2 separate regions of the Homo sapiens genome follow, and region 1 is linked to region 2. A link is a loop called in an ENCODE intact Hi-C map of the cell type or tissue named here. Cell type or tissue: PC-3. All regions are shown on one strand.

The links. Peaks named below come from ENCODE experiments on the same cell type or tissue, not always from the same donor. Only the 100,000 strongest peaks of a DNase experiment are listed, where the experiment ranks them.
Region 1: a loop joins it to region 2, with 8 times the contacts of the local background. A loop is called at or near these places in 77 of 110 quality-filtered maps.

Annotation. Positions count from the first base shown.
Region 1 is chr17:66,254,184-66,256,683 of GRCh38, forward strand. No RefSeq gene overlaps it. Among named protein-coding and RNA genes, the nearest start is that of APOH, 26 kb to the left of the region's middle. In PC-3, a CTCF peak has its summit at 1,039 (motif pointing right); a DNase peak (open chromatin) is centred at 1,058.
Region 2 is chr17:66,566,060-66,568,559 of GRCh38, forward strand. The region is part of intron 3 of PRKCA (protein kinase C alpha); the gene reads left to right. Among named protein-coding and RNA genes, the nearest start is that of PRKCA-AS1, 150 kb to the left of the region's middle. In PC-3, CTCF peaks have their summits at 1,345 (motif pointing left) and 1,560; DNase peaks (open chromatin) are centred at 1,352 and 1,782; H3K4me3 peaks cover 376 bases; H3K27ac peaks cover 2,014 bases.

The sequences.
Region 1 (2,500 bases), 310 kb before region 2:
AAGTGATTCTCCTGCATCAACCTCCAGGGTAGTTGAGACTACAGGCGCATGCACCATGACTGGCTAATTTTTGTATTTCTGGTGGAGACGGGGTTTTGCCATGTTGGTGCCAAGCCGGTCTCGAACTCCTGACCTCAGATTATTCGCCCCCCTTGGCCTCCCAAAGTGCTGGAACTACAGGTGTGAGCCACCACACCCTACCGATACACATTGTTCTTGATCATGTTTATTTCACTTAACAATGTTTTGGTGCCAGGTGTGGTGGCTCATGCCTGTAATCCCAGCACTTTGGGAGGCTGAGGCGGGCAGATCACCTGAAGTCAGGAGTTCGAGACCAGCCTAGCCAACATGGCGAAACTCTGTCTCTACCAAAAATACAAAAATTACCCGGGTGTGGTGGCATGCATCTGTAGTCCCAGCTACTTGGGAGGCTGAGCCAGGAGAATCACTTGAACCAGGGTGGCGGAGGATGCAGTGAGCCAAGATCACACCAGTGCACTCCAGCCTGGGTGACAGAGTGAGACTCTATCTAAAACAAAACAAAACAAAACAAAACAAAATATATATATATACACATATATATGTGTGTGTGTGTGTGTGTGTGTGTGTGTGTGTGTGTGTCTTGGTGATCATTTCATATCTGTAAATATAGATTTGACTTTTTTTTCAAACAACAACATGCTATACTATATCCATTGTAGGAATATGTCACAATTTATTTAACTGGTACCCTACTCATGGATGTTTAGCTTGTTTCCAATCTTCTGCTATTACCAACAGTACTGCTAGGAATATTTTTATATACATTTCTTTGTGCACATGTATAAATATATCCAAAAGATGAATTCATAAAAGTGAAATTGGTACTCCAAGGGTATGTATATTTTTCTTCTTAATATATATTCTCAAATTATCTCCTATTGGAATTTGGCAGAGATTCTGGAATTGCTTTTCATCGAGGTTGTAACACCCACCACCAACATAGGCAACACTGGCTATTTATCTCATAATGCCTCTGTGGATGTTTCCTTCAAAGAACACCAGATGGCAGAACAGACCCTAATACGTTTGCCTTGGGTAACAGGGAACTTCCGGACTTGAAGCCTCATTTTGGTTATGTAGACTGAACAAATAAAGTTGTAGAACCAGTTGTACATTAATAAATCTCTATAGATAGAAATGTATCAATTCCTCAGTAATATCATCAGTAATAGCAGATGGTAGCCTTTGCCTTTTTTCCTGTCTACCTGAAAAAAACACTAAAAAGATCCTCATCTTTCGCTCTGTAATTCTTCCCCATTACACAAACATTACTTTTTCTCCAGCTGAATAATATAGAGAACGTGCGTTAGCAATAATAATTCATGGAGTTTCATTTATGTGTGAAAGTGACTTATTTAGTTCATGTTGTTACAACAAGGAAATGTATGAGCATATGTATGTCACATAAGAATATGTCTTTAAGCAAATAGAAATGAATAATTAAAGTTGATGCCTTTACTATAAGGCTTTCATTTGTCAGAACACCAGCAAACCAATTTCACAGCAGGAAAACATTTTTTTTTTCTTTCCTGGAGAGTATGTCATCTGAGCAGAACAAATTCAATTAGCGTTGTACCTGCTTTGCAACTTATGAGAATGCTTTTATGCCTCTGGGTAGCTGCTCTCAACCCACAGCCCACAGCCCACATATACCCAATAGAGAAGGTACTCATGAACTTGTATATGCTCTTCCGTAAAACTCTTTTCAGTCTTCAGGATGTAGTACTTTTTAAATTAATCCTTCATTGCCCCAGAAGATAAACCGGTGGGAAGTTAATGAAATTGGCGTCCTAAGCTACCTGCTCAGGATCAAAATTTGCTACCTACTACAGATCTTATTATTGTCCTTCTTGAGAAATGACAGATGTCTTATTTTAAAGGTTCTAAGATAAGATGTACATAATTTTAGGGGCAGTATCATCTAGTCGCTGTAGTTCCTTGGAACACTACAAGTCCTTAAGCTAAACAGGAAGAGACTCTGCCACAAAGAAGGCAACATTGAGATTAATGAAGATTTATTGGCTAGGCGCGGTGGCTCACGCCTGTAATCCCAGCATTTTTGGAGGCCAAGGTGTGTGGATCACTTGAGACCAGGAGTTTGAGACCAGCCTGGCCAACGTGACTTAATCCCGTCTCTACTAAAAACACACACAAAATTAGCCGGGCATGGTGGCAGGCACCTGTAATCCCAGCTACTCCGGAGGCTGAGGCAGGAGGATTGCTTGAACCTGGGAGGCAGTGGTTGCAGTGAACCAAGATCATGCCACTTCACTCCAGCCTGAGTGACAAAGCGAGACTCCATCTAAAAAAAAAAAGAAAAAGAAAAAAAAAAGATTTATTAAGTACTAGATCTTTCCCAACTGCCATATCACGTTACAACATTTTATCAGGCAAAAGTTATCGTGCCCCTGTTTCAGATTAGGAAACTGTGGCTCAGAAAAGTTAAATAACTTGCCCA
Region 2 (2,500 bases):
TTGTAGCTGCAAGGGGTAGGACGGATAGGTGGGGTATCCAGAGTCCTTGGATACCTTGTCTTCCTGGACCCTCTCTCAGCACCCTTGGGCTAAGATGCACTCTTGAACACATTTCCTCTATGGCCCCTTTCAGATCTGCTGATGATACCTGGATTCCTTCTTTCAGAGTGACCCAGCCCCATCCCAGGGAACGGGCAGATGGGCTCTGTTGCCCATCTCAAAGTTCCCTTACTTTTTTTCTTTTGAGGTTTTATCAGTCCAGAAGTGGAAAGAAGATGGATGCCATTAGCTTTAGAAATATTTTTTATGTTTTAGGGAGAAAGAAGCAGAGAATATACTTTTAGATGAGCACACTTTAAAATACCAGTAAGACAGACTTGTTGGAAGACAGGCATTGTGAAGAACTGTTGTTGTTTTTTGGTTTTTTTTTTTTTTTTTTTTTTGCAACAGCTTTCCCCACTTTGGGAAATGAGAACTTATGCCCTCCTGAATGTTGTATTTGATGGGACTTAGATCCATGGGGGAATTTTATTTTATTTTTTAGGAAAAGGTAACCTACTAAGTATAGTTATATCCTTCTAGCATGAAATATAATCATTTATTAGACCAGAACTGTTTGTTAATTCAGCAGTGTGTCTTGAAAAAGAGCCACCCTCAAATTTAAAGTAGAAATAGATTCTTCATTCTACACCTTTTTGACATCAGATTTGCTTTCCTGGTCTCAGTGCAGGTGCCCCTACTGTTTGGTGTTTGGGACACAGCCTCCGAGTAAGTCCAAGGAGAGCTTGGGGTTAGGCAGTATAGGCCATGAGCCCCTTGCCAGCCTCCCAGGGACTTTGAGAGGAGCTGTTTGGGGCAAGATGCTTAATGAAAGGATGTTTTGTAATTTAGAGAGAAAAAAGAAATTTATCCCATAGATAACTAAACCCTCAATGGGAATATTAGAAAATACAATTGTCACATTATGTAATATTTGTACATTTTCCACTGCAAGTAAGAATGCGTCCTTTCCTTAATTTTAAAATATGGAAAAGGTCGACCTTTCTGCTACCGTAAGGAAAATCAAGGGAAAGGGAGGTTTTATACATGATATGGGGAACTTGGTATAATTATTTAGCTCAGTATGAAATTCTGCCACAGGAATATAAGGTAATTAATTTCTCTAAGTATGAAATGCAATCTTGAAAAACTAGGAAACAGGTGCCGAGGTGACAAGATAGGAAGAGAAGCTGAGTGTTGTGCAGTGGCACCGAACAACTTCTGGAACATTCCAGAGCGTGGCTTTGTAGCTGGAGAGAGCCTCCTGGCTTCTGTGTGGCGACCGAGACTGACCCCTGCTGGCAGATTGTTGCTAAGCCGTGGCTGTTAATGAAGCAGGGCAATAAGGCCCTTAAGCAGGAGATCCTGCCAGGCCACAGGCAGGTCTGTCTCCGAGGCTATGCCTTGTACCAGCCCTTGATGCTGTTGCCTGAATTCCCAGTGGGAAGAAAAATGGACCCAGCAGTTTTTAGTGTTTTGGTCTCAGTTTCCACCATCTCTCCCCTTTCCCAGTCTGGGATGTCAGTGTTTGCTCTCTCCTCCCTACCCTCTGTTACCTCAAGATTTCATGGAAATAAAAAGCCCTGCTAACATCACAAAGAGGCTGAAAATTCCAGATCCACCTCGGAGCCAGACACTTGAGAAATTTGATGCCAAGGTAACCTGCGTTTGGGAAAACATCCTTATTAGGTTTATTTAAGAACGATTTGAAAAATTCCTATAAGTGAAAATCAGATGGGAAGAAGTCCAAAAATCTGATTCATGCCATGACTGTGATACAACCAAGATCTTCGTGAGCCAGTGGATGGGGAAGAGAGATAATGTACAATATTTCTATGTGTTTCCTGGAAAAATTCTTAAACGGATTATAAAAAGCACTAAGTGTAAAGGAAAATGTTAATACATTGGACTGCATTAAATAATAGACCAGCAGAGGTCTGGCGTGGTGACTCATGCCTGTAATCCCAGAACTTTGGGAGGCTGAGGCAGGCAGATCACTTGAGGTCAGTAGTTCGAGACTGGCCTGGCCAACACGATGAAACCCCATCTCTAGTAAAATTATAAAATTAGCTGGGCATGGTGGCACACACCTGTAATCCCAGCTGCTAGGGAGGCTGAAGCATGAGAATCACTTGAACCCCAAAGGCAGAGGTTGCAGTGAGCTGAGATGGCACCACTGCACTCCAGCCTAGACGACAGAATAAGACTCTGTCTCAAAAAACCCCCAAAAAATAGATGTGCAGAGTCTTTATTTGTGGTAGAGGTTAGTGTTTTCCCCACTACATTTTCCACCAGCTTGTTCTGGGAGCTGCTTTTGGGTGCTGGTGAGGAGTAATTCGTGGTTTAGGAAGCTTGAGTGCGGGTGCTGGGTCCTCTGCTTGTTGCTCAGCAGGGTACTGGAGGCCAGGAAGGCTGGCGCTGCAGAAATCTGTCTTCAGTGCACTTACTGCTGTTGCCATGG